Regions from separate parts of the Homo sapiens genome. Here region 2 is linked to region 1. A link is a loop called in an ENCODE intact Hi-C map of the cell type or tissue named here. Cell type or tissue: natural killer cell. All regions are shown on one strand. Links, peaks and the distances in the headings refer to the core of each region. The heading gives the core; the rest is flanking DNA.

What was found. Hi-C counts contacts between places; a loop is a spot of excess contacts. Peaks named below come from ENCODE experiments on the same cell type or tissue, not always from the same donor. Only the 100,000 strongest peaks of a DNase experiment are listed, where the experiment ranks them.
Region 2: it touches region 1 in a loop (12-fold over the local background); 45 of 110 quality-filtered maps call a loop at or near these places.

What each region holds. Positions count from the first base shown.
Region 1 is chr4:3,029,543-3,044,317 of GRCh38, reverse strand. It overlaps GRK4 (G protein-coupled receptor kinase 4), which reads right to left. Exons shown (of 16, transcript NM_182982.3): 13 at 8,795-8,932; 14 at 6,807-6,944; 15 at 5,805-5,942; 16 at 3,558-3,746. The coding sequence ends at 3,693. It also overlaps the pseudogene RNU6-204P. Among named protein-coding and RNA genes, the nearest start is that of HTT, 38 kb to the left of the region's middle. RefSeq lists enhancers at 2,013-2,232, 3,453-3,902, 5,871-5,920, 5,931-6,020, 6,601-6,650 and a silencer at 3,303-3,352. In natural killer cell, for the core only: a CTCF peak has its summit at 6,821; DNase peaks (open chromatin) are centred at 2,787, 6,007 and 6,817; H3K4me3 peaks cover 1,286 bases; H3K27ac peaks cover 2,395 bases.
Region 2 is chr4:2,972,266-2,987,040 of GRCh38, reverse strand. GRK4 (G protein-coupled receptor kinase 4) reads right to left here. Exons shown (of 16, transcript NM_182982.3): 2 at 2,433-2,528. Among named protein-coding and RNA genes, the nearest start is that of GRK4, 16 kb to the right of the region's middle. In natural killer cell, for the core only: a CTCF peak has its summit at 8,458 (motif pointing left); a DNase peak (open chromatin) is centred at 8,440.

The sequences.
Region 1 (14,775 bases), core at 2,505-10,504:
ATCACTATATTAATTATATAAATAGCAAACAAAATGTTGATACGGATTGCCTATGCACAGCAGCTAATATTAAAGACGAGATTTTGTGTTTTTTCTTTTTTTAAATATATTTTTGTATGGAACGCTTCACAAATTTGTGTGTCGTCCTTGTGCAGGGGCAATGCTAATCTTCTCTGTATCATTCCAGTTTTAGTGTATATGCTGCCACAGCGAGCACTGTTCTTCTTAATTTCAAAGTTCTCTTCAATACATACATGCTTGCTTATAAACAGAAAGAGAAAAATGAGATGTTCAACATGTTAATTGAACAAGTTACCAAATGGTCTGTGTACAAATCCTGGCCTAGGTTTATTTCTCTCAGTCAAAGCTTTCACTTGGGCATGGGGAAATTTAACTCAGACTAGCTTAAGCAAAAAAAGAAACAAAGAAACAAAAAGGACTTTATTAGTTCCATAGCCACCAGCCCAGGGTATGAACGATGCCCTCGGGCCCTGGGCCCTGCAACCCTGGTCGGTTCCCAGGTCTAGTTTCCTCCTCAGCAGGCAAGATGGAGGGAGTGCTACTGGACAGGGGTCCCGATCCAGACCCCAAAAGAGGGTACTTGGATCTCGCTCAGGAAACAATTCGAGGCTAATCCATAAAGGGAAAGCAAGTTTCTTAGGAAAGTAAAGGAATAAAGAATGGCTACTCCGTAGGCAGAGCAGCCTAGAGGGCTGCTGGCTGCCCATTTTTATGGTTATTTCTTGATTATATGCTAAACAAGGGGTGGATTATTCATGAGATTTCTGGGAAAGGGGTGGGCGATTCCCAGAACTGAGAGTTCCTCCTCTTTTTAGAACATACAGGGTAGCTTTCAGACGTTGCCATGGCATCTGAAAACTGTCATGGCGCTGATGGGAGTGTCTTTTGGCATGTTAATGCATTATAATTAGCATGTAATGAGCTGTGAGGATGACCAGAGGTCACTCTCATCGCCATCTTGGTTTTGGTGGGTTTCCCAGCTTCTTTATTTACTTCTTTATTTTATTATTTTTTTTGAGACGATGTCTTGCTCTGTTGCCCAGGTCTCGGCTCACTGCAGCCTCTGACTCCTGGGTTCAAGAGATTCTCCTGCCTCAGCCTCCCGAGTAGCTGGGACCACAGGCATCCATCACTGCACCTGGCTAATTTTTGTATTAGAGACGGGGTTCACTATTTTGGCCAGGGTGGTCTCTAACTCCTGGCCTCAAGTGATCCACCTGCCTCGGCCTCCCAAAGTGCTGGGATTACAGGCATGAGCCACCGCGCCTAGCTCCGGCTTCTTTAAAACAGTCTGTTTTATCAGCAAGCTCTTTGGGACCTGTATTTTGTGCCAGCCTCCTATCTCATCCTGTAACTAAGAATGCCTAACCTCCTGGGAATGCGGCCCAGCAGGTCTCAGGCTCATTTTACCCAGCCCCCATTCAAGATGGAGTTGCTCTTGTTCAAATGCCTCTGACAGGCAGGTGTCCCTAAACTTCAACACCTGCGCGAGGCAGGCCTTTACAGAGGCCCTGTGGCTGGCAAGGAAGTCAGGTCCTCAGCCCAGCCAGGTCCCCAGCCCCCAGCAGAGTCGTCTACACTGTGATTCCGCTGTGGACTTTGTCTACACTGATGGAAGAACTCCTGGAAAGAGTCAGAGTGGAAATGGGGGTGGGGGTGGAATAATGGTGATTTTTCTTTCCTGCATGTTTTCCTGTATTTTCTGCAATGAGCAGGTATTATTTTCCCACGATTATTGGCATAGTTACTGAATGGTGACCACGTATTCAACACTGTGCTACATGATTTACAGACTCTGAAACCTGCTCTCAGCATCCCGGGGGCACCAACTCCTGCCATCTTCATTCTGCAGCTGAGGACAGTGAGGCACAGAGGAGAGGGGTCCAGAGTCCCGCCGCGGTCACCCGCTTCCAAAAAGCCTTACTCTTTAATGAGTTTTGCCTCAATCAGAAGAAAAGCAAAGCTATTTCCATTCCCCCAAAGAATAAAGACCCCAAGTCTCCAAGATAACGTCCCCTTCCCCTTCCCCTCGTACAAAGAAGGCTCCCAACCTCATGGTGACATCCCCGCTGGTGTTTTCCTCCCAGGACGGGCCCCAGTGCCCCTGCTGGAGCCGGCGGTGGGCACCTGCGGAAGCTGATTTTCCCCACACCCCGATGCAAGGGAAACGTCCGCCTGGAAGCCTGGTCGCTCCTGCTGCTCTTGTGAAAGCGGCCCAGGGAGCGCTGTGTCCCTCAGGCACTGTGGTTCCTCTCCCGCGCGCAGCTGTCCGATGTGTCACTGTCTGGTTCAAAGTCACCGAGGCCTGTGCCCTGGCTTCTCACGCAGCAGGCAGCACAGAGATCCCGGCTGCAGGCTCCAGGCAGCCCTGACAGCAGTGGAGAATGGATGGGGCGGAGGTGAAGGCACCCGGCTGGTGTCCCCGTCAGCTCCTCCCTGAACCAGCCCTCACCATGTCAAGTGCTGCCCTGCCCTGCGGAAGCCGCAGCCAGCGCCGGGCCGGCCCATCCTGCGAAGCACAGTTCAGGAAAAAGGCCCAAGTTCCGCACCTTCTCTAAGGATCTGGGCGCAGCTTCAAGGCCGCCAGCGAGGGCCCTCAGCAGGGTCAGCTCTGGGGCCTCAGCCCTCCCTGTCCCTCCTGTTCGCTCCCCGCCCAGCTCCAACGTCGCCCCCTGGGAAATCTTCATGCCCTGGCACACGCACGGGTGCCTCCGCGGGCTTCAGTGCCGGTCCACACCCTTCCGCTACGCCCTGGCGTGGGGTTCGCCAAGCGCACAAAGCCACGTCTCCCCGCGGGTGAGCACCCCAGCTGAAGAGGCACCACGCACTGCTGTGAGCTCTCAGCTTGTGCAGTTTCAGCGCCCTTAACCTCCACGGGAAGCTCCCAGGCTCCTAAGCGCCACTAAAGCCCAGGAGGGCGGGCTCCTCATCCCTGACACAGTACCGGCCTCTCGGGGGCCCTGACGTGGACTCCCACGGTGCAGGCTGTCACCGCATGCCGGGCGCACCTGCTGGAGCCCTGGCCGCCAGGCCCTGACTGCAGGGTCATGGGGAGCCGCCCCTTTCAAGGGCAGATAGATATGCTCAGAGAAAATGAAAACTGGCCACAAACACACAAACCGAAGGAATCTCGGTGAGGGGCACAAGGCAACGGGACAGCCATCGGGAGATGCAGGAATGCCAACGGGCTCGGACTGTCTGACACCCGGGCCCTGGGGAAAGGGAGGCCCGGCCGCCCCCTCTCTTCCTGGACCACCACATCTCTGGCCGAGTGGTGAGACCAAGTCTGGGGGTGGCGCGAGGCACTGCAGTGCTGGGTCATCCATTCCCAAGCCCCCGCTGGCCTCTCCCTGGGTGCAGGGAAAGCTCCCACCCTAGCATGCAAGGCGCCCACACCTGGGCACCCCAGCACGCAAGGCGCCCACACCTGGGCACCCCAGCACGGAAGGCGCCCACACTTGGGCGTGTCTGGGGCCTCAGGGGTACTCTTGGGGCTTTTTCTTCAATCCAGCTTTAGTGAAAAGACAACTCAGGTATTAGTGCAGAAAGGTCTGTACACTCCCAAGGCATGTTTTATTTAGATGTATTTATTACAATTCCAGGTGGGACGAGACGCTAACACATGCTCCTTCCTGGCGCCAGGGTCTGCTCTGTGGTCCGCACCGGGGTGCTCAGCATTGCTTGGGTTCCACTTCCTTCTCACTGGGGACCATGGTCAGGCAGCCCTACAACACACAGCGGCGGCCTCAGGCACACGGCTGATGCGAAGGTTTCACTTTCCTTAAGTGCAGACAACCATTTACAAACTTTTGGGTGGGGGGTGCTTTTTTATTTTTTATTTATTTATTTATTTTTTGAGACATAGTCTCACTCTGTCGCCCAGGCTGGAGTGCAATGGCAGGATCTCAGATCACTACAACCTCCACCTTCCAGGTTCAAGCAATTCTCCTTCCTCAGCCTCCTGAGTAGCTAGGACCACAGCCACACGCCACCACACCCTGCTAAGTTTTGTATTTTTAGCAGAGACGGGGTTTCACCATGTTGGCCAGGTTGCTCTCGAACTCCTGATCTCAAGTGATCCTCCCACCTCAGCCTCCCAAAGTGCTGAGATTACAGGTGTGAGCCAGCGTGCCCGGCCAGGGGGCTGCTAATTTTAAGGCAGGCAAAAACCTGAAAAATTTTCTCCTTATTTACTTCATGATGTGGTAGATGCTTAGCTCACATACATAGGAAATGCAGCAGGTAAGTTCTGCATGTACCATGGCTGAGGCATGAATGTCACAGGGTCTCTGGCTGCCTAAGAAGCAGTGTGGGGAGAATGGGCTTCACTCTGTGCAATCAGATTCTCTCAACGGCAGGTTTTCCCCAAAACGTGGGAACCTGGGTTCCATCTCCAAGTGTGGACACTGGGACCGGGGCCCAGGGAGGAGCATTTATTTCCATGCAGGGCTGGCTACACACTGAGGGTCAGGGAGAGCCATTTTGTTAGTTCACACCTAACCCTTAGTTCTCAGAGGAAAGACAGCCATGGGAAATGCCACTTTGAGATATTTCCCACCTAAAGCTTATTTTTTTTTCCTTTTTTTTTTTTTTTTTTTAAGACAGAGTTTCACTCTTGTCACCCAGGCTGGAGCGCAATGGTGCAGTCTCGGCTCCCTGTAACCTCCGCCTCCCAGGTTCAAGCGATTCTCCTGCCTCAGACTCCCAGGTAGCTGGGATTACAGGCACATGCCACCATGACCGGCTAATTTTTATATTTTTAGTAGAGATGGGGTTTCACCATGTTGGCTAAGCTGGTCTTGAACTCCTGACCTCAGGTGATCCACCCTCCTCAGCCTCCCAAAGTGCTGGGATTACAGGCGTGAGCCACCACGCCTAGCCTATTTTTCATACTGAAAGAAAGATGGATTAGAATGTTAGTGGCCAAGCTCTGAATCAACCCCCTGGGAACACACAGGGTGCAAAGTAGGATGGCCCACGAATCCAAGGAGAGACACTTTGCATGGAAAAAAGGCTTGTCTACATTTAATGCTATTACAGAAAGTCTTTCCAAAGGATTCCATTTTTCTTTCTTTCTTTTTGAGATGGAGTCTTGCGCTGTTGCCCAGGCTGGAGTACAGTGGCACGATCTCGGCTCACTGCACCCTCCACCTCCTGGGTTCACGCGATTCTCCTGCCTCAGCCTCCCAAGTAGCTGGGACTACAGGCATGTGCCACCACACCCGGCTAAGTTTTGTATTTTTAGTAGAATTGGGGTTTTGCCATGTTGGCCAGGCTGGTCTCAAACTCCTGACCTCAGGTGATCCACCTGCCTCGGCCTCCCAAAGTGCTGGGATTACAGGCGTGAGCCACCGCACCCAGCCAGGATTCCCTTTTCAAAAAGGAATCCACTTTCCCCGTGCAGCGGGCGAAGGAGGTGAGTCTAAGAGCCAGAGCAGGGAGAGATGCACTGTGAGTGCCATCTGACGAAGGTTCCACAGGATGCCGATTTCTGAGCCCAGTGTAAACTATTTTGTCAGCGACACGGGAACCTGTTTGTAAATGCTGGAAGGTAGTCCTGTTTTGGATCAGAACAGTCTTCATCCCAGCAACAAACCTCACTGCGAGGGTGTTCTCATTGTTCTGGCTGGCCTCCACCTAGCACCATGTGGCTCTCAGACTGTATAAAACTGCCTGTAGGAGCCATCGCAAACAGAAAAAGTACCAGGTTTTCACCTTGGCAGTCAGTATGTTTTTTTTTTTTTCACATACACACACATATATTAGTTTTTAAGTCTTTTTACCCCTCTTCTGAAGAGTCTATAGAAGAAGCCTCTGTTTGGTCTGGAAACCGGGGTATGTATGTTCTTGTCTAGATCTAATGGCAAAGCTTCCTCACTTTCACTTTTGTTGATGTCTTTGAAACACCCAGATTCGATCATCTGCATGCACAGAATAACAGGACAGAGAAGCCGCAGAGAAACTGCCAGGTCAGTGGGTGTCTCCCAGTGCCAGCAGCTCCTGCCCAGCCCCGTGCGGGGCACCTCAGAGCTCCTGCACCCACTGTGGGGCCCCTTTTCTGGGTTCCTCCTTCCCTGCTTCCTGACCTCTTCTTGGAATAAGTAATGTGGTCTCCTCTCCCCTTGTCTCTGAGTGTACTCCCAAAGCAGGGAACTACCATGGGAACCCTGGCTGCCAGCCAGCCCTGCTTAGGGAGTGGGGCTCGGGGTGGCAGGCAAGCTCCCATCAGACCCAAAATAGCTACCTCCTGTCCACTTCCTGTCATTGGGACCAGGGACAGCCGCTGTGCTTCTGGACAGCTGCTGATATGGTCCTTGGCTTGCCCATGGTCTAGTCCTGTGGTCAAAAGTCTTATACAATCTTTTTTTTTTTTTTTTTGGGTGAGACGAAGTCTCGTTCTGTCGCCCAAGGTGGAGTACAGTGGCGCAATCTCAGCTCACTGCAACTTCTGCCTCCCAGGTTCAAGCGATTCTCCTGCCTCAGCATCCCTACTAGCTGGGACTACAGGTGCCTGCCACCATGCCTGGCTAATTTTTGTACTTTTAGTAGAGACAGGGTTTCACTATGTTGGCCAGGCTGGTCTCGAACTCCTGACCTCATGATCTGCCTGCCTCAGCCTCCCAAAGTGCTGGGATTACAGGCGTGAGCCACTGCGCCCAGCCGTCTTATATAATTTTATCTCCCAAATACACACAGACACACACACACACACGGACACACACACACCCTTTTCCCTGGGTCACTGTTGGAACTAACGTAAAGCGGCTGTGCTGGAAGGGCAGTACCTCATTCTGCCAGGGGATGGAGACACACCCGGTAGCAAACCGAGCATAGAAGTCTTCATCTGCGGTGTCCAGGTAGATCCCTTTCACCACCGAGAACTGCTCGATATCCAGGACGTCCTTACAGTAAACGGCATGAGGCTGTGTAGCAAGAACAGGGGCAGCCTCTGAGATGACTACAGCAATTCTCAGCTCCCTCAGTTCCCAAGAATGAAACGCCCAGCAAACTGACGCATAAACACCGCCACTCTCCCTGTCTCCATTCTTTTGCCAGGCCCCTCTCACTTGAGGCATTTTCTAAATCACAGAATGTGTCCTCTGAAGAGGTGGTTCGCCAGCTTTTAGTGTCACCAATTTTGTGGTACTGTCTGTGCCAGGTCCCTTGCATGCCCTGGCTCTCTCCCTCTTTCTCACACACACACACACACACATACACACACACATACACACACACACACACACACACACACCCCTCCTGAGGCCATGCCCTTCTCCTTTCCGTAGTGCAAAATGGATTGCAAACAGAGGTCAGGGATGCAGGGCAGGGTGGACTGCACGTATTGGAAGATGCAGCACAGAACCGGAGAAGTGTGAACAGGGACAGAGGCCACCAGCGGTGGGATCCCTTAGTGACAATTCTCGCCCCTGCCTCCAATTCTTGGTGCACTCCTGGCAAAGCACCCGGAGAAAACCTGAGGAACAGCAGCAGCTCCCACTTCCCATCCTCCTGCAGGTCCACTGAGTGGTCTCCAAGGCTGCAAGGGACCTCATCCCTCCGCTCAGCTCCCTGAATCAGCAGGTCCCTCCTCTGGGACAGGAACCCAGGTCTGCAGCTCCTATCCCGGCACTGCTGTCCTCAGAGGCAGAGGGTCAGGCAGGCAGGAGGGAGTGCCAAGGTCCGGGTCTCCACCTGCCGCCAGTACAGTTCCTTGCACTTTCAGGGCAAAGGAACAAAAAGCACGGAAGTCGGCAGCTGTGGGACCCTCATCTGCTCATGCCGGAGGCACCCGCAGTCCTGAGAAACTTTTCACCCAGGACTTGTGCACTACAGTGAGTGTTTCAGCAAAGCAGTGGCTCCAAAGGCCACGGTCAGCACAGCTGTTAGAGTAGCTGCTCTTCACTCATTCATACCCTCAAGGTGGGGAGGCGGAAGTGGACCGGCAGGCCCCGCCCCTCGGGGACAGTCCAGAGGAAGGTGTCCCAACAGCACACTCACAAGGAGGCACAGTGACCACTTCAGGGTCCTCAGTACGGGGCCAGGCCACAGTCCCAGGACCTCATGAGAAGCAGAGTGGGGACACGCGTTCCAGACAAAGGAAGCAGGGCCTCACGGCTGTGGGAAACACAAGAATGAGAGAGAAAGCCAGCCCTGAGACCAGAAAGGGGACACGGGTGGCCAGGCGTAGTGGCTCATGCCTGTAATCCCAGCATTCTGGGAGGTCAAGGCAGGAGGATCACTTGGGGCCAGGAGTTCAAAAGTAGCCTGGGCAACATAGGGAGACCCCCGTCTCTAGAAAAGAAGTGAAAATGAGCTGGGTGGTGTGTGGCTGTGGTCTCAGCTACCTGGGGGGCTCCCCCAGCAGTGAGGCTGACAGTGACACGAGGCAGGGAGCTAGAGCACCGCTGAGGTCTGTGAGGGGCCCAGTGAGTGGCCAAAGCACACTGGGGTGACGGGGGAGGGAAGAAGAACCAGGTAGGACAGGCACCATGAGCAAAAGCCACATGCTAACTGTACCTGCTGATTCTGTATCTGTTGTAATAAAAAACAAAAAAAAACAAAAAACTGTGTTGCAGCCGGGCACAGTGGCTCACGCCTATAATCCCAGCACTGTGGGAGGCCAAGGTGGAGGACCACTTGAGGCCAGGAGTGCAAGACCAGCCTGGGCAACACAGTGAGACCCCCCATCTCTATTTTTGAAAAAAGAAAGAGAAAAACCGTGCTGTGCGGATCACTGTTCCTAGGGCCCTGCTCGTCCTGGCAATGCACTTACATCAGGACAGAAAGGGGGCTCCAGCATGTTTGCCTCCAGCCTCCTGAAGTTGATGTCCTTGAACACGGGGTGCTGCTTCACCCCAGCCGCTCCCTCGCCCCTGCAGCCCAGCCGCTTGCTTGGATTCTTGGTGAGTAACTGCAAGAGGCAGAAATGCAACCCACTTGAGCCTCTGGATAAAAATGAAAACTCAAAACTCCCCTGCATAATAATAACCAAAGGACTCGGGAGGGCAGAGCAGGTGCATCTAACAAATCATTTCTTTTTTTTTCTTTTTTTGAGATGGAGTCTCGTTCTGTCACCCAGGCTGGAGTGCAGTGGTGCGATCTCGGCTCACTGCAAGCTCAGCCTCCCGGGTTCACGCCATTCTCCTGCCTCAGCCTCCCGAGTAGCTGGGACTATGGGCACCCGCCACCGTGCCCAGCTAATTTTTTGTATTTTTAGTGGAGACGGGGTTTCACCGTGGTCTCCATCTCCTGACCTCGTGATCCACCCGCCTCGACCTCCCAAAGTGCTGGGATTACAGTCGTGAGCCACCGCGCCCAGCTGCATCTAACAAATAATTTCCAAGCATCAAGCAGACCTCAGGAACTCAGACTTTACTCATTAAATTATATGACACTTCACAAAGGAGGGGGGCGAAGGTTTCGCCTTTGAGCTATCAATAAATAAGGGGTCGGCTATGTTATTCCTTAAGTTAAAAAAATTAATCATAAAAATGTGGGGATTTTTAAAGAGGAAACAGAAACTGTTGTCAATTTCAGAAATACCACTAAGGACCTCAGATGAGGCAACCACTTAGCAAACCTCGTTCTCAAAATATCTTCTTAATATTTTGGTATTCTAGTATATTCTTAAAATTACCAGAAAGGATCTCTTTAGAAAGTATTCCTCACATACATATTTACCATCATCACAAAGGCAAATAAGCCTTCCTCCGCAATTCTCATCAATCAGAAAAAGCAGGGCTGTGCTCAAAAGCAACACATGAAAGACCTGGACCCCTGAAACGTGACCTAGACCTGGGCTTGGGAAACCACAGTCCAGCCACCACAGGCACCAGCTGCCTGGTTTTGGAAACAAGGCTTTATCGACACCACCCTTTTCCACTATAGCGGCAGAGTTGAATCGCTGTAATAGACCTGCAAAGTCTAGACGCTGTTTACCATCTGGCCTTACAGAAAAGTATGCTGATCCCTGGCCAACTCAAAGTCCCAAAGACCAGAAAGCATTCTGGTCTGCGCTTCTATCTCCCACCGCTCTCAGCTCCTTGCTGGGCTGTGCCTGCTCCAGGGCTGTGTCTACAAAGCTCTTCGGCTTGCTGACTCCTGCTAAATTCTTCAGGTTTTAGCTTTCTGGCCCCCATACCTGCACTAGATTAGGCTCCCCAAATTTTTTTGCCACAGCCTGAGGGGATCCTCCACCTCTCCTCGATGACAAGTATTTCTTGCTGAGAATGAGTCATTTGGACGCGCCATTATTGCCAGGCTGTCCTGCTAGACTCAAAGCTTCCTGAAGCTAAGGCTGTGTGACTCTGGCCCACTGTGATACCCCAGCACCTAGCCAGAGCAGGCGCTCAGTAACAGTTGCTCAATGCGTTTATTCTTTGCATGCTTTGTTAATTTAAAACGGATGTGAAGACCGGGCGCAGTGGCTCATGCCCGTAATCCCAGCATTTTGGGAGGCCGAGGTGGGTGGATCACGAGGTCAGGAGATCAAGACCATCCTGGCCAACATGGTGAAACCCGGTCTCTACTAAAAATACAAAAATTAGCCGGACGTGGTGGCAGATGCCTGTAGTCCCAGCTACTCAGGAGCCTGAGGCAGGAGAATCCCTTGAACCCGGGAGGCAGATGCTGCAGTGAGCTGAGGTCGCACCACTGTACTCCAACCTGGGCCAGATCTGTTTCTTGAGACTCCGTCTCAAAGAAACAACAACAAATAAATTAATAAAACAGATCTGAAAATTAAGTGTAATGCAAATACCATTTCTGCATCTCAGGGACTCCACAGCCCCATGGTTGAGCTTGCTGCCAGCATACTCCACTCCCATCGAGGGCCAGGATGCTCTGAATGTGTGTATCCCCCACAAATCTGTAAGCTGAAACTTAATCCCCAATGCAATAGTATTGAGAGGTGGGACCTTCTGGAGGTGATGAGGTCATGAAGGCTCTGCCCTCGTGAATGGGATTCCTGCCATTAGAAAAGGGGCCCCAGGGAGCTGGTTTGTCCTCTGCCCTGTGAGGGTGCAGTGAGAAGGCTCCATCTTTCTTTCTTTTCTTTTCTTTCTTTCTTTCTTTTAAAATATAGACGGCATCTCACTGTGTTACCCAGGCTGGTCTCTAGCTCCTTGGCTCAAGTGATCCTCCCACCTCAGCCTCCCAAAGTGCTAAGATTATAGGTATGAGCCACCAGCTCCAGCCAAGGCTCCATCTTTGAAGCAGAGAGCAGCCCTCACCAACACCAAATCTGCAGGCATCTTGATCTAGGACTTCCAGCCTCCTGACTGAGAAAATAAACTTCTGCTGTTGATAAATTACTCAGTCTAAGGGATTCTGTCATAGCAGCCCAAAGGGACTAAGACAGATGGCCTGACCAGGCAGCACAGAGCAGAGGAGAGGGGCTTGGTCCAAAAGCTGGCCTCAGGTCCAGCTGCCAGCAGTTGCTGTGTGACGTCGTTAACCCATAGAACCCATTCTTTAAGAACGAACTGTTTCTCCTCTTAGTAATTATGGAGGATTATTTGCTACTAAACATTTTACATGTATTACTTCATTTTATCCTCCCAACAATCCTATAAAGTAAGAGCTACTCTCATCTACATTTCATAAATGAGAAACTGAGCTGGGAGAGATGATCCTGTAATGGGAGCTGAGACTCACCTGGCCCTAACTTCAAAGCTAGAGCTTCTCACACAGAGCCCTCACTCAGACACCTCCTTTCCCAGCACCTCCAACACCACGGATTTCATCTTGAAAGCCCCTGAGCCTTTGTTTCTATCCACTTACGACACCCATTGCATCCTGCTTTATTTTTCTTCCCCTCCCCGAGCCTAGCAGAACAAGTATGCATTCTGCTTTTTCTTTTCTTTTTTCTTTTTTGAGACGGAGTCATGCTCTGTCGCCAGGCTGGAGTGCAGTGGCACAGCCTTCCGAGTACCTGGGATTACAGGCGCCCACCACCGCACCTGGCTAATTTTTTTTTTAGTAGAGATAGGATTTCACCATCTTGGCCAGGCTGGTCTCAAACTCCTGACCTCATGATCCACCTGCCTTGACCTCCCAAAGTGCTGGGATTATAGCATGAGCCACCGCACCCGGCCCATTCTGCTTTTTCACTGCAGTCATTTCTGTTTGTTTTAGGCCTAACATTAAACTGTGAGCTCTTAGGGGCAGACTCCATTTCTGGTACATATTTATACATTCTTGCAGCCCTGTCAGTGTCCTGTGGGAGGAAGACTCCATTATTTAACAGTCAGCTCTAAGCAGAGTGAGGTAGCCGGGAGAACTCCAGGCTGACCCCTGGCTCCAGGACGAGCCTGTAGCACCCATGGCTTCATATATGGAAACACATGAAAAGGACATCAGAATAACTCCTCTCCAGCCACTGCCAGCCCATGTCAGTTACCCAGGCACAGCTGCTAGGAATGCCCACACCCAGGCAGGGGCCTATGCCTGGCTGCTTGGTCCTGTGGCCTTCTCTTCTCCAGTGACTTCATCCTCCATCCCCCCAGTGACCCCCAGCCACTCTCTCCCTGGTCACACCCCAGACTCTTGGCCAGCAAGCACTCTGTCAGCTCCACTCCAAGCAGCTTCCTCTCTGAGCGTCCCTCTCATCTTTCTAACTCTGGCCTGGAGGTGTATGGACTCCCAACTTGGACCATGCTTTGCCCATCCTGTTGAACCTGCCGTTCCCTGTGTCCATTTCCTCGTCCACTGGAGCCAGCGTCGAGCCCATGGTCTGTCCTCTAGTCACTCCCTGGCATGCAGCCCAGCTCCCCGGCCTCTCTCTAGCTGCTGGACAAACCAGAGCTGGGCGAGTGCAGCTCCCTGCTGGCTCTGAGCCTGCACCGTCCAGGTGTGGCAGAAGCCCAGCACACAACCACGGCCACTCCCCTCCCTTCAGGTCCGCATGGGCTCTTGATGCTGTTGAGGAAACCCCTGCTTTCCAAGCCTTCAAGCCTCCCCTTTCCTCACACCTGCCTCCCACCTTTGCTCCCCACTAGGGGCTGACCATCTGAGAAAAAGAAGCTCCATAAGAGACCGTTCACAGCCCTGCTCACGTCTCCCCAGCTGTGCTGCACTGGCCACAGACTCTGCCTCCTCTCCGGTCACTGGAGGAACTGCCCACACACTCCCCGTGCGCTGGCTGCTGTCCTCCCCACTGCAAGGACTTGGCTCCAGCGAGTGCCCCCTTCCCTCCAGCCCATCTTGGAGTCAGCCTGAAGTCTTCTCCACCACCTGCCTTCAGGATCCATCCTGAATCTGACAGCGGTCATCTGCCATCACTTCTCACACCTGCTCTGCCATCACCGAGGTCTGCGTCACCTTTACTCTCACCTGAATCGCTGCAAAGCCCCCAATGGCCTTCCTCCTCCCTGTCCATTCATTCTCTCCCAGTGGCCGGCAAGCCCAGTCTCATCACATCACTCTTCACAGAGCCCTGCGATGGCTTCATGGCCATCAGAGGAAGCAACACTCAAGGCTTGACAATGATGACAATAACAAGTGACAGGTGGTTCAGCATGGCCTGGGCTTCCTGCTCTCTGTCCCGTCCCCCTCTAACCCCCTCCTGCTCTTGCCAGCAGCCTGCCACTGTGGCCTTGCTATTGCAGACAATCTCTGTCTGCTCTGCCCAGCAGGCCGACCCCCTCTCACCCCCTAGAGCCTGCCGCCCCTCCAGGCAGTTCCCCGTCCTCCAGAGTGCGGGTCCTCCCCACAGCCCACACGTCTATGCATTTGTTCTGTTTCCTGTCAGTTCTCGCTGGCAGGGCGGGGACTTCTGTTCTATTTGCTGCTGTTTCCCCCAATGCCTAGGACGGTGCCTGGAACATACAAGATGCTCAATAAATCCTTGTTGAATGAAAATAAATGAAAAAAAAAATGTGCTAAAAAAATACTGGTTTAAAGTAAGTAACAAAGAGAGTTTCCCTCACTGATTGAGTGTCTGGGCAGTGAGGGGTGGTAACACAGTCCAGTCCCAGAGGCAGATGGACCCTGACAGCCACTGGCTCATTCTGGGACCAGGGACCAGGTCTCCACCGCTTGGGGCTCATCTCCTTGCTGTGACTCGCGGGTGCCACCGTCAGCCTCAGAGGCCCTTAGCACAGTTAAGGAATGGTCTGTCCAGCACCAGGCCCAGAGCCAGGCACACAGAAGGCCCTCAGGTCAGAGTGTCTCTGGGACTACAATCCCTGGCAGGTGGCTAAACCCTTACCCACCTCAAAATACATGAAAGATTGGTTTTATGTCTAACTTCATATAAAATTGGTCAATGAAACAAGGCTTGGCTATTTTCTGAAAACTGAATTAATAACCTTGGTACCACTCTTCCCTTTCAGTAGCATTATTTGAGAAATCAAACCATGAATTTTACTGTGTTTTGCTCCAATCAAAACCCAATTAAGTCATTTCCAGATCATGTCTGGAAACTTTTCTCACTGGCTCTTTTTGTCTGATGAAATCCCAGTGGCAGGAGCATGGGGAAGGAGGCAGGTAGACGTGAGCTTCCTAAGCAAACGTGTCCTCCCTGCTGGGCCAAGAGACAGGTTGACGTGAGCCTCCTGAGCACATGTGTCCTCCCTGCTGGGCCAGGAGGCAGGTGGACCTGAGCCTCCTGAACACGCGTGTCCTCCCTGCTGGGCCAGGAGACAGGTGGACCTGAGCCTCCTGAACACACGTGTCCTCCCTGCTGGGCCAAGACACAGGTGGACCCGAGCCTCCTGAACACGCGTGTCCTCCCTACTGGGCTGCAGGGGCAGG
Region 2 (14,775 bases), core at 4,422-12,421, 59 kb after region 1:
GATGGTTTCACAACTCAATATATTAAAAACTATTGAATTATATACTTTAAATGGATAAGTTGTATGGCATATGAATTATATCTTCAAGAAGCAGTTATTTAAAATACTCAGTGGAGTTAAAACAATGGGGGGGTTACAACAATGAGGGAAATACTAGCTCCTTTATACCACCTGAAACTAATTTTTATAAATATAATACTTCATCATCTTTCTTTAAAAGGAACTACAATAGTACTAAAGGAAAGATGGATTGGTTTGTAAAAATAATCTTGGAATAAATGTGTCCTTCCTACAGATAACACAAAGCTCAGAAGCTAACCAGGAAAAGACTGATATATTTGTCTCTATAAAAATACTAAAACTTCTGTATGAAAAAAAGACACTGAGGGCCAGGCGCGGTGGCTCAGGTCTGTAATCCCAGCACTTTGGGAGGCTGAGGTGGGCGGATCACAAGGGCAAGAAATTGAGACCATCCTGGCCAACCTGGTGAAACCCAGTCTCTACTAAAAATACAAAAATTAGCCGGGCGTGGTGGTGGGCACCTGTAGTCCCAGCTACTTGGGAGGCTGAGGCAGGGAATCACTTGAATCTGGGAGGCGGAGCTTGCAGTGAGCCGAGATCATGCCATTGCACTCCAGCCTGGCGACACAGCGAGACTCTGTCTCAAAAAAAAAAAAAAAAAAAAAGATAACACCTTTTATATATAAAGAACTTTTATAAATGAATTAGAAAAGAAAAAGGAAACATTGAAAAAAAAAAAGGAAATGTTCTACCCCATCCATAATCGAGAAAAGAAACCATTTTTCAAATTGCAGTTTAGCAAATATTAAAAATACTGACAACAACCAGTATTAGCAAAGGCATCACAAAGAAAGTTTGTTACATACTGTTGACAGAAAGGTAAATTGATACAATCTTTTTGGCAGTGATTTAGCAATATCAAAATTTTAAATGCATGTACCCTTTGAACTGAAAATTCTATTGTTAAAAAATACAGTTATGATTGCTCTATAGACATGATTCTATATCTGACTTCTTTTTTTTTTTTTTTTTTTTGAGACGGAGTCTTGTTCTGTCACCCAGGCTGGAGTGCAGTGGTGGGATCTCCAAGCTCCCCAGGTTCACACCATTCTCCTGCCTCAGCTTCCCAAGTAGCTGGGACTACAGGCGCCCGCCACCTCGCCCAGCTAATTTTTTTGTATTTTTAGTAGAGACGGAGTTTCACCGTGTTAGCCAGGATGGTCTCGATCTCCTGATCTCGTGATCCGCCCACCTCAGTCTCCCAAAGTGCTGGGATTACGGGCGTGAGCCACCACACCCGGCCTTCTGTATCTGACTCCTTAGGCTCATGTTAGGACCTGTAGCTAACTCTCATTCTTTACAGTTGCAGAGTATTCTGTTACACTGATATACCATATTTTTATCTGACTAATCCTTTCCTGAAGATCATTAGAAATTTTTCTTTTCTTTTTTCTTTCTTTCCCTCATTAATTTTTTTTCTCAAGACAGGTCTCACTATGTTGCCCAGGCTAGACTCAACCTCTTGGGCTCAAGGGATCCTCCTGCCTCAGCCTCCTAAGTAGGTGCACCTACAGGTATGTGCCACCATGCCTGGCTCAATAATTTTTTTTTTTTTTTTTGAGACAGAGTCTTGCTCTGTTCCCCAGGCTGGAGTGCAGTGGTGTGATTTCGGCTCACTGCAAGCTCCGCCTCCCGGTTTCACGTCATTCTCCTGCCTCAGCCTCCCAAGCAGCTGGGATTACACACACCCGTCACCGCACCCAGCTAATTTTTTTGTATTTTTAGTAGAGACGGGGTTTCACCGTGGTCTCGATCTCCTGACCTCGTGATCCGCCCACCTCGGCCTCCCAAAGTGCCGGGATTACAGGCGTGAGCCACTGCGCCCGGCCTGGCTCAATAATTTTTTAAAACGTGCATAGAAAACTGTCTGGAAGGCTACTAAACAATACTTAACAGTGTTTCTTCTACAGACAATAATTGGCTCGGTCATGGGGAGAGGAATTTTTACTTTTTCTTCAGTAATGTATAGAACAATGAGTATATATATTACTTGTAAAAAATGTTTCTAATGGGGAGCGGGCATAGTGGCTCACACCTGTAATCCCAGCACTTTGGGAGGCCAAGGTGGGCAGACTGCTTGAGCTCAGGAGTTTAAGACCAGCCTGGGCAACATGGTGAGACCCCACCTCTATAAAAAATATATATTTTTAATGAAAAAGTCAACAGCCAACTTTATAACTGCAGATCAGAAAATCTAAAGGATTTTTTTTCCTGAGAGGAATCATGAAGATATAAGGAGAATTTATCATAAAATGTTTGAAACAAACATGGAACTCAAGAAAGAATAACATCTAATGAATGGTATCATGCCAGATGTACCATCCAAGCATTAGTAGGCACTATTTACTCACCAATGGAATGTCTAAGCTCACTGCACTGGCTGACAGGAGGCAGTGTCAGTATCTCCTTCCATTTTTTACTACGACCACTTTTTTTGCCATATCCTCCTGAATTTGGGAGAAAAAAGGCAATTTCCTTTAACAGTCAGAAATATCCAATTATAACAACTACTTCCACCAATATATCTTAACATTTCTGTTTGAGTGGTTTGGGTACCTATCATGAATAAAAATACATGCTTATAATAATTTGTCTTATCTGGAAAGCTGCTTGATGAAGTATAAAATTCCCAAGGGAAGCAATCTGTCACTAGCTCTGCCATTTAGAAGCCATGGTGAGCCTCAGTTTCCAAATCTGTAAACAAGATCTAACATGACATATTGTTCAGGGCTGCTTATAAGTATTTATCAAAGAAATATTTATTGAGCATCTACTATGTACCAAAAACCTTCAAAGCACTAGGCATATGATGGTAAAAAAGACCAAGTCCCTCCCTCGCATTCTAAGTGAGGGAGTGATATGGTTTGGCTCTGTGTCCCCACCCAAATCTCATCTCAAATTATAATACCCACATGTCGAGGGAGGGACCAGGTGGGAGTCCCGTGATTGGATCGTGGGGACGGATTCCCCATGCTGTCCTGCGATAATGAGGGAGTTCTCATGAGATCTGATGGTTTTAAAAGTGGCAGTTTCCCTTGTGCTCTCTCTCCCCCTCTCTCTCTCCTGCCACCATGTAAGACGTGCCTTGCTTCCCCTTCGCTTTTCACCATGATTGTAAGTTTCCTGAGGCCCCTCTAGCCATGCAGAACTGTGAGTCAATTAAACCTCTTTTATTTATAAATTACCCAGTCTCAGGTAGTATCTTCACAGCAGTGTGAAAATGGACTAATACAGGGAGACAGGTGCACAAATCAGATAATGATAAGAGATAAGAAAAAAATGCTAATCATATAGTGATAAATATGAAACAAAATCAAGCAGGGTAAAGGTGGAAGGTGCTGTTTTGACTAAGGTAGGATCAGAGAAGACCTCCCTACAGGGGTCACATTTAGGCAGAGGCCTGAAGGATGTGAGTGGCAGAGTCTTGGCAAGTGCTGGGAGAAGAGCATCCCATGGTGAAACCAGAATGATGGAAAAGGCTACACTATAATACTTCAGAAAGATCTTTTAAACAAGCACCATTTTTTCTTTAATTCAACTCAGAGAAATGAGCATCTTCAATCTCAAGCCTTCTGGGCAGCTAAAATTTTACTGAATTTTATCCAGGAGAACATAATGGCTTAGGCTGGGTGACTAAGACTCCAGGACCATTTGGAAGAATTAGGAAACCAGGGCAAAAGCCACATTTCCTTGGAACACGATGAGCTCTGTCTTAAATACGGTGAGTGTGGAAAATTGTAAGAGACAGACATTTGGAAGATGGGTAGACTGGGATGAGCTCAGAAGAGGCTCGGCTAGAGATACAGACTTGATATCTGCAAAAAAGAAAACCATCAAAGATGTAAGAGCTTCTTCCTCAGCCTTAGTTTTGCTCTTCTACTCCCCCTACTCAATATTTCAACTGAGATCATGAGCTCTGGACTCACGTCCCACACCACAAGATGTCCAGAGCACCTGGCATTCAACATGTTCACCCTAGACTCATAATCTTCCCCCTCAAATCCAGTCCACATTTTTTCTTTCTGTTAAGATTTGTTTATTTAATAAACATGTAACAACCACCTGCCAATGCCAGAGAATATGTCAAGTGCTGTGTCAGTGACAGCCATGTCCTATGTCACTGAAGGGTGGGGAAAGGGTGACCTGTTCCTCCTGTCCCTTCACAGAGAACACAGAAACTCATTCCAGAGAAGCAGTAGGCACTGAAAAAAGGCTATCATCTTTGGTTATGGGTTATTTTTTTCAGGGTTATTGCTGGTTCTCCCTTCAGTTGAAATAAGAACTGTTCTTTGGGATATGCCATTTTTATCTGACCTCTTAAAGGAGTACAGAGCTGAGCTGTCACTTGCCTGATGCAGTATTTTGCCCTCTAGATTCCACAAGTGGAAAACAAGCATGATCTACAAGTGCCCTGAGACATGGCTTACATCTTCAGTGGTGCTTCTGTGCCCAAGCTGCTGAATCATTGAGCAGAGAACAAGTCCCTCTTGGTCTTATTCATATTTCACTATCTCTGCTTTCTCTTGTTCCCTGGCTTCTCCCAACTTTACACTACTCAAGTAACTAGCAAGAAACATGGCAGCCTGGCTGCTATGTCCTTCCTTTCCTAAGCCTGACACTGCCTGTAGGCTTAGAACCAGTGCTTCCACCTTCCCAGGATCCAAGCAGCGAGGCAGGCAGGGCCTGGATGAGGTGGTGCTGGCAGCAGTGGCCAGTGCCGGCGGAAGCCAGGAACAGGTGGGAGCCCTACCCCCTTCCAGGTTGGTGGGGCAGGAGCCCCACACTACTGGGAGCAGCTGCAGCCACCCAGCCACAGCTGCTGACCTGGGCATCCCTGTGCTCTCAGGAGCCCAGGAAGCCCCCCTGCCCCTGCAGGCTCAGAAGTGCCTGTTCCCACTGACTGGCCTCTCACTGCTCCTGGCACCTGCTCCGATTTTGGATCAAAGTTGTGGCTGAGCCCAGGCACTGTCACAACCCAGCCAGGTGTGTGCACGATAGGGGCGGTGCTGACACACCAGCCACCTGCCACCTCAGCCCCCTCCAGACTTTGGACACCAATGAGCATGGCAGGGAGGCCAAGGCGTGGCTGAGTTCAGCTCAGTGCAGGCCAGGGCACACAAACAGCCAGGGCACCATGAACAAGGGCAGGAGGCAGACAGGCTCCTGGGTAGAAAGGGGCAGGGTCCCCAGTGAAACCTCACCTTCAAGCCAGGGATAGACTGAAGCCTGACAGCCGGGCTGCCAGTTCTGCAGACTGGAGTGAGAACTTATGGTGGTTTTTCTGGGCCCGCCCACGGACCAATCAGCATGTACTTCCTCCCCTCTGAAGCTTATAAAAACCCCAGACTCAGCCAGACTTGGGCAGAAAACAGGACAACCTGCCTGCAGAGAGGTGCTACCCACTGTGGGTCTCCTTTCCACTGAGGGCTGTATACTCATCAGGACAACCTGCCTGCAGATAGGAGCTACCCACTCCAGGTCTCCTCTCCTCTGAGGGCTGCACAGACGATGGGATGATCTGCCTGCAGAAAGGAGCTACCCATTTTGGGTCTCCTGAGAGCTGTACTGTCACTCAATAAAGCACCTCTTCTTGCTTACCCTCCAGTTGTCTGTGTACCTCATTCTTCCTGGACATGGGACAAGAACTTGGGACCCACTGAATGGTGGGACTGAAAGAGCTGTAATACAAACAGGCTGAAGCACACCCCCCAACTCACCACGTTGTGGGTGATGAGAAGGAGAGAAGAGAGGAGATAAGAGCTGTGGCCCCTTGGGGAGCCGAGACTTAGGACCTCCCCCAGCCAAGGCTGTGACACCCTCTTTGAAGCTCTGTGGTTCCTGAAGTCTCCAAGCTTCTGGGCGCCACCGCATTCCCTGGCACCCACAGTGGCAGCTGCTTGCAGTACGCTTGGTCTAGCCACAGCCACAGCAGGTAACCAGCGCCTGTGCCTGGAGCTGCCTGCCCTGCCACAGCTGGCATGCCTGGCTGTGCCCAATGGCCAGACCCCACACTCATTTGCTCATGCAACCCTTGCTGCTCTGCACCTGGCTTGCCCTTGGCAGGCATGGGATCTGGACCAGTAGTGAAAGACAAGCACAGCCTGCCAGGCCAAGTGGGTGGAAGGAGCCCAGTGGGCCCAAGCAAAACTCAGGTAAAGCCGCCACTGGCCACAGAAGTCTCCAGCTGGTGAAGTGACACCCTAAGGATCCTGTGACAGTGGCACAGCCGCTCAGCCCCAGTGGGTTTGTGTTCACGGGTATGTGGCACTGACGGTGGGGTAGGGTGGCAACAAGAGGTAGGCTGGATGCATTACCCAGGACTAGCCTGTCAGGCAAGAGGTGAGCTGTTCTGCTCCTCACAGATGGGCCCAAGGAAGACAAGGCTTCCAGTGAGTCCCTGTGCCTCATCTAGGTGCTGTTCTGGGGTATTTGCACATTGAGATCTCAGCATCTAGTAGGCTTGTTGTGGAGATTAAATAGGATAACTTGTATAGAAAGGTACCAGGCCCATGAGTGGGGTTCAGTGTTCCTTCCCTTCCCCTTTAGGGTATGTTTCCTACATCGACAGAAGATTCCCACTGAAGACTGGTTCCCGGGTTCCCATCTTGGATGATGAGGGAAACAAGTCAAGGTGCTAGGCTTTCCTCTTCATCCTGGCTGCTGCCACTCCCAGCCAGCTCCAGGCAGTGAAGGCTCCAGGGAGGCTGGGTGGCCATGGCAGCCCCAGTCATCCTTCCATACTGTGAATCCTGGCTAACAAATTATTTATTGAGAAGACATCTGCTGTCCATGTCCAGTGTGCCAGGCACTGTCCAGGCTCTGGGTACCCTGTGGAGGGTCAGGCAGCTGGTCCTAACAGGATGAAAGCACTCTTGTCAGACCCAAAGAAACTTGGAGCTGGGAAGGCACAAAGAAGGGTTCTTGCTTACATGTCTGAGATAAGAACCATTAGGAGGAGTGTCTAAAATAACCCCACAAGAAATTCTTTCACATCCTTCATGCATTTCATGCTTTTCACAACCTACATTTGGCACATATGCAGGTATTTCTGAGACCAGGTACACTGGACCATTTTTTTTCTTTTTTGAGATAGGGTCTTGCTCTGTCACCCAGGCTAGAATGCAGAATGCAAGTCTCACTGCAGCCTTGACTTCCTGGACTCAAGAGATCCAGCTACCTCAGCCTCCTCAGCAGCTGGGACCACAAGCATGCACCACCACACATGGATTTTTTTTGGGGGGGTAGGGGGACGGAGTTTCACTCTTGTTGCCCAGGCTGGAGTGCAATGGTGTGATCTTGGCTCACCACAACCTCCGCCTACTGGGTTCAAGCAATTCTCCTGGCTCAGCCTCCTGAGTAGCTGGGATTACAGGCATGTGCCACCACGCCCGGCTAATTTTGTATCTTTAGTAGAGACAGGGTTTCTCCATGTTGGTCAGGCTGGTCTCGAACTCCTGACCTCAGGTGATCCGCCCGCCTCGGCCTCCCCAAAGTGCTGGGATTACAGGCGTGAGCCACCGTGCCTGGCCACTCTTTTTTTTTTTTTTTTTTTTTTTGAGACAGAGTCTCCCTCTGTCACTCAGGTTGGAGTGCAGTGGCACCATCTCAGATGATTGCAACCTCCACCTCCTGGGTTCAGGTGATTCTCCCACTTTAGCCTCCAGAATAGCTGGGATTGCAGGCGCCTGCCACCACACCCAGGTAATTTGTGGGGTTTTTTTTTGTTTTTTTTTTTGAGACGGAGTCTCGTTCTGTTGCCCAGGCTGGAGTGCAATGGCGCGATCTCGGCTCACTGCAAGCTCCACCTCCTGGGTTCACACCATTCTCCTGCCTCAGCCTCCCAAGTAGGTGGGACTATAGGCGCCCATCACCATGCCTGGCTAATTTTTTTGTATTTACAGACGGTGTTTCACCACGTTAACCAGGATGGTCTCGATCTCCTGACCTCATGATCCGCCTGCCTTGGCCTCCCAAAGTGCTGGGATCACAGGCGTGAGTCACCGTGCCCAGCCTAATTTGTGTATTTTCAGTAAGAGACGGGGTTTCAGCATGTGGGCCAGGCTGGTCTCGAACTCCTGAACTCAGGAGATCCGCCCACCTCGGCCTCCCAAAGTGCTGGGATTACAGGCATGAGCCACTGTGCCTGGCCACACATGGCTATTTTTTTAAAAAGCTTTTGTAGAGAAGAGATCTTGCCATGTTGCCCAAGCTAGTCTCAGACCCCTGGGCCCAATCGACCCTCCTGCCTCAGCCTCTCAAACAACTGGGATTACAAGCATGAGCCACCTTGCCTGGCCTGGACTTTTTTTAGGACGGCAGCAATTGAGATAAGATGCTCTTGAAAGAACACCTGCCCCCTAGTGGCATCTCCACCACAGAACTGATGCCAACTACGATTTTGAGCCTCTGGAACCAGTGAACTCTGTTTCCAAGCAGCTTATGTGAACCTCTCCCTGTCTGCCAAATAAAAGCTTCCTCTTCCTTTCCCCTTTTCGGGTGCACCTGTGGCTCGCCATGGCTGTGCATCCCAAATTATAATCCTCTTTGCTTACTCCCTAATTCATTCATTAAATTCAGAGATATTTTTCTCTGATATCTTTTTTTAGATTGACAATAGAATCGATTAGCTCAATTACAGAATCCTATCAGACCAAGTTTTTAAAAGATTCTTAAAAACTTAGCATATTATCAATTAGCTTAATGTGTGAAGCCACAGTCTATGAGATAACCAAGAACCTTCTACATAAAGTAATTTTAAAGATGAAAGTTGTTTTCCCTTTTTCTTCCCACTCAATATGGATCTTTAGGATAGATTAATACAGCAACTGACTTTTAGGAATTTCTATAAAACCTAGTTTATTCTCAATTTTAGCTGTAAAAAAGAAGGAAAATATTTTATTGTCAAAAGAGATATAGTCAGGGCACCAAAGGCTCATGTTACAAAAGAAAAAATAGGCAAAATGAACTTCATAAGCCCATGGAATGGGGGAAAACATTTGCACATTATATACCTGATAAGGGATGAGTAATCAGAATATATAGTGAACTCCTAATAGTCACAACAGAGCTGCTGCTGGGAAGTGGCAGCCCAATGAGGGACATTTCCCAGTCCCCTGTGGGGAGGGGGGCCATCTGACTGTGATCTGGACAACAGAATGTGGACAGAAGTGTTTATGCCACTTCCACGCCTGGCCTGGAAGAATCTCCCACACGGTTCTCCGTGCTCTCTCGCTTCTTTGTTTCGTAGATGGACCGAGATCCACAGGAGGATCTTGGGAGCCATGTGCTGATGACTCAGAACTTCTGCCAGCCTGGAATCCTCAATGACTGCACAAAGCACAGTCTACTCACCCACTCCCTCCCTGACCGCCCTCAACGTGGCTTTTATGGAAATGAAAAATAAATTCTATTCTTATTGCTCCACAAACAACAGAGATTTTAAGGTTTACCTGTTACAGCAGCAAGTATCAGTTTAACTGATACAGATGTCAGTATCTAGAGGGAAATATTAACCTAATAAAAAACCCTGGGTAAACAGATGGTCTAGCAGTAGGCGTAGCAGCCGGAGCTCTGCGTTATTCAGTAGCAGCAACACATTTAGTTCAGTGTTGTCTGTGATGATAACTCAAGAGGCAGCACACACAGACCAAGTGCTTGGAGAGCCCCACGCTCTAGCAAACAGGTCAAACAGCAGTAGTATGCGCTGTTACTCATCATACCGAGGAAGGTATTTTGCTGGGGAAGGGAGCTCAAGCAAGAATTGCTGGCTTTGTAAGCAGCAATAAAAAAAAAGTGCAAACAGACCAGAAATTTGGGCCTTTAGAGAGTATGAAAGGCCGCCTGTTCCTGGACCCCCAAACAGTGGAAAATAAGACTGGAAAAGGCTTTGAAAGACAAAAGCAGATAAAAACTCAGCTCTGTGCAGCAAGCAGATCAGGGGTGTGGTTTTCCCACCCATACTGCTGCCTCAAGACAGCCCCCAACTAATCTGGGGAGTAGAGACTTGAAAGAAAGAAAATTCGGCCGGGTGCGGTGGCTCGCGCCTGTCATCCCAGCACTTTGGGAGACCGGGGTGGACAGATCACCTGAGGTCGGCAGTTTGAGACCAGCCTGACCAACATGGAGGAACCCTGTATCTACTAAAAATACAAAATTAGCCGGACGTGGTGGCATGTGCCTGCAATCCCAGCTACTTGGGAGGCTGAGGCGGGAGAATCACCTGAACCTGGAAGCGGAGGTTGTGGTGAGCTGGGATCATGCCGTTGCACTCCAGCCTGGGCAACAAGAGCAAAACTCTGTATCAAACCAAAAAAAAAAAAAAAAAAAAAGAAAGAAAGAAAATTCAAGCTTGAGAATGTGTCTAGGAAAGAACGGTGGGTGCAACTACTGGCACATGGAACTGGCTGGAAGCAAACATATCATCAAAGGACAAAATTACATCAAATTTCAAATTGGAATCTAGTTGGCTTTTATTTGCAATGCTAGAATTGGGCAACACCTCCTTCTAAAAAACAGAATGCAGCCTGGGCAACATACTGAGACCCCATCTCTAAAAAAAAAATTACTCAGGCATGGTGGTGTGCACCTGTAGTCCCAGCTACTCAGGAGGCTGAGGTGGGAGGATCACTGGAGCCTAGGAGGTCAAGGCTGCAGTGAGCCATGACTGCGCCACTGCATTCCAGCCTGAGCAACAGACAAGAGCCTGTGAAAGAGAGGGAAAAAAAAACAAGGAAGAAGGGAAGGAGGAGGGAGGGAAAGAGAGAGAAAGAAAGAGAGAAAGAGAAAGAAAACAATGAGTGTTTCAATGAGCTAAACAGAGGAGTTTGGTTTTATAGGCAGAAAAGGGCTGAAGCAAGCAGACACAGAGAACAAAAAGCAGACTAGTCCTTTCAGAGTTACTTCCCTTGCTCCTTGCCCCTTGCAAAGGTTGAAGCAGAGGGGACCTCCTTATCATGCTGGCTAAAACCGGCCTGTTTGGGGATTTGGCTACTATGTATCTCTCCTGATTTCTCCAAAGGTCAAACAACTTTCAGCATGGTGACATGGAACTTTAGCAGGACTGACTCAATTTTGGTTTGATTTTTGGGGCCTAGTGCAGGAGCTCAGTACAAACCAATGGCCACCTATAAATTTAGCTTAACAAGATCAAAAGCTGACTATGTTTCTGAGAGAAATATAGTGCTGAAGAACTTGGATCCAGGATGAAGACAGCCTTGAACTGCTTGAGCCTTGAAACAACCTTCAAGCCCACAAACTTAAATCCGTAGAAGTGGGTCTGCAAAGCTCTGCACTGCTCCAGAAACCTGTGGAGGTTTCATCTGTCTGTCCATGTTAGCCGGCTCAAGGAGGAAAATGTCCTGGGGGTGGAGCCATGGGACACAGTGAACACAGGTGAGGGCAGAACTGGGCGCTAATCAAGGAATGTTCCCCACCCGCACAGGGCCCTTTTGCTGACGGGCCAGTGTCTACTGAGGGCTCCCTGCTCCTCCTTTTCTAAAAGGGAATTTCTACAATAGTCACCCTGCCTCTGCTCCCCCACGGTATATTAGGTATGAGGAGGGAAGATCATTTGGTTCTTTATGTAGGCTGCGGAATCCTGAGGAGCCACGTCTGGCCCTCATGGAGGAAATAGAGCAGAGGTCTTTCCGGTCTTTTTTTGAGACAGAGTCTGGCTCTGTGGCCAGGCTGGAGTGCAGTGGTGTGATCTTGGCTCACTGCAATCTCCACCTCCCAGGTTCAAGCGATTCTCCTGCCTCAGCCTCCCAAGTAGCTGGGACTACAGGTGCGCGCAACCACGCCCAGCTAATTTTTGTATTTTTGGTAGAGACAGGGTTTCACCATGTTGGCCAGGATGGTCTCGATCTCCTGACCTCATGATCCATCTGCCTCAGCCTCCCAAAGTGCTGGGATTACAGGCGAGAGCCACCGCGCCCGGCCTCATTCTGGTCTTTGAAGGGAGATTAGGATACCTGTAAGGGAAGAAGGCTGTGCATGGATATTTGGTGGCTAGAGGGCAGACATGGCACAGACAGCCAGCTGTCCTATGCCAACTCAAGACGCACTCCCATTATGCAGAGTCGTTGCCAGGATGTGGCTGCCCAGCTAGTACTTCTGTGGCTCTGCCCCCTTTGCAGTTAAAAGTGGCCATGTGACAGAGCAATGTATAAAACAGGTGTACCACTCGGGTGACAGGTGCACCAAAATCTCAGAAATCACCATTAGAGAACTTTTCCATGCAACCAGAACACCAACTGTTTCCCCAAAACTATCAGAATAAAAAACAACCAAAAACGGGTGTACCCACTTCCAGGGTTGGACCATAAAGCCCTCCTGTCTGATCCTCCACATTACCTGAGCTAAGTACTTTCCTCCATGACTGTCAGCTTCTCAGAAGGAGATATTCATCTGTTTTTATTCATCCCTGTATCCCTAGAGCCAAGCTTAGTGCCTGGCACACAATAAACCGTTTTTGAGTGAAACTGAAGTAACTGACACCGTCGTTGAGATAGTATAAAGAGGGCACTGAGATATAAAGCCCAGGTCTGGCTGGCTCCAAAGCCCATGATCTTAACTGCTATTCATACATTCATTCATTCATTCAACAAATATTTACTGAGCATCTAATGTGTGCCAGGAACTGTTCTAGGCATGAAAAATACAGCAGTGAACAAAGCAAATAAAACTTCCTCCTCTTATAAAGCTTAATTTTAGGGAGAAAGCCCGACGAACAAAGTACAAGTAAAATATACGTATATGAGATAATAATAAGTGCTATGGGAAAAAATAAAGGAAGAAAAATAAAGAGTAAATGAGAGCCGGGTGTGGTGGTGTGTATCTATAATCCCAGCTACTGGGGAGGCTTAGGTGGGCTCGCTTGAGCCCGGGAGTCCGAGGCCAGCCTGGGCAACATAGCGAGACCCTGTCTCCAAGGAAAAAAAGAGTGAATGAGGGAAGGGGTAGTGGTCAGGAAATTCCTCAGGTGAGAGAACAAGCCCCGTAAGAAAAAATTCTCAAGAGACAGAGGAAACCGTGTGGAGGCAGAGTGAGAGAGGGCGGATGAGGTTGGGGCGGCGGTCTTAAGGCCACTGCAGAGACTACGGCTTTCACTCTGAGCTGTCTGGGAAGCCATGAAGAGAGTTCAGAGGAGGGGCCGACACAATCTGGCTTAAATTTTAATAGGACCACTCTGGCTGCTGTGCTGAGAACGGGCTGTCAGGGGGAAAAGGCAGAAGCTGACCACGGTGTTCCAGGTGAGACGCTGACGGCTTGAGCCAAGTGACAGCAGTGGAGGAGGTGAGAAAAGGTCGGAATCTGCTGCGTTTTGAGTTGAGGGCTGAACACTCTGTCCAAGGATTGAGTGTGGGGGTGCGAGTAAGTCAAGTGCAGCTACATGAGCATTAACTGAGGTGCAGATGGAAACATCGGGGTGCTGGGGTTGAGTATTTGGGGTCTGGTACAGGCTCTTTCTCGTACCAATGAGGCTTCCATACAGCGATGTCAGGTAGGCAGCAGCACAGTGAGCTGCAAGTTGAGTGGAGAGGCCCAGCCTGCAGGCGTGAACTGGTGACAGGAGCTTCTTTCAAGCCATAGTACTACAAGATCACAAGGGAATGAGTGTGGATAGAGAAGGCGAGAAGCCCCTGGACAAAGACGGGGGGCATTTGGTATTAAAAGATCTAGAAGATAAGGGGGGACCAGCCAAGCCATCTGAGGCAAGCAGCGCAACAGGAAGGGTGATGATGCAGAACACGCTCACGGAAGAAAGCATGACGTGCCACGTCAGTGCAGCCCACGGGGGCAGCAAGACAAGGACCAAGAACTGATGCCTGGGATGTGGCAAGGGTGGCTTTGGTGAGGTGGTGGAGGTGAGGACTCAGCACCCAGCATCTAACTGACCCCACACTTGTTTGAAGAGTAAATAACAAGGCCAGGTGCAGTGGCTCACACTTGTAATCCCAGCACTTTGTGAGGCTGAGTTGGGCAGATCACTTGGGTTCAGGAGTTTAAGACCAGCCAGGGCAACATGGTGAAACCCCATCTCTACAAAAAATACAAACATTAGCTGGGGATGGCAGTGTACACCTGTAGTCTTAGCTACTCGGGACGCTGAGGCAGGAGAGCTGCTTGAGCCCGGGAGGTGGAGACTGCAGAGAACCGAGATCATGCTGCTGCACTCCAGCCTGGGTGACAGAGTGAGACCCTGTCTCAAAAAAAAATTTTTTTAAAGAGTAAATAACACACACACACAGCAGCGCACACACTGTGCACCTCTAAACACAGGACTCCCCCTCCGCCCCCGCCACATATGACTAGACCTGGTGGGGCATGAAGCACACACTGCACACTGCAGCTACAAAAGGTCCCCTGGCTTGGTCTAAGGGACAGAGTGTCACAGGTTAAAGAGAGAGAGAGAGAGAAGAAAGGGCCCCCCCCCGCAGGTTTGGGGCACACGTGCTGGTGAACCCTAGCGCCACTCTACCCCTCATTCAGCTGTCCTCAGTTCCAAAAGTCTCCACTGGCACAGCACAGCAGTCTGGTTCCACGTCCCCGCTGTTTGGCCCGGGCCCGGTCATACTCAAAGGTGGGCCGGCTATGCTGTCAATACTACGTAAAGACAAGGAGGCCAGAAGGTGAAGAACCAGGCAGAGCATGATGAGTCGTGGGGCCATGGCGAGGTCAACGGTGGTCGGCAGG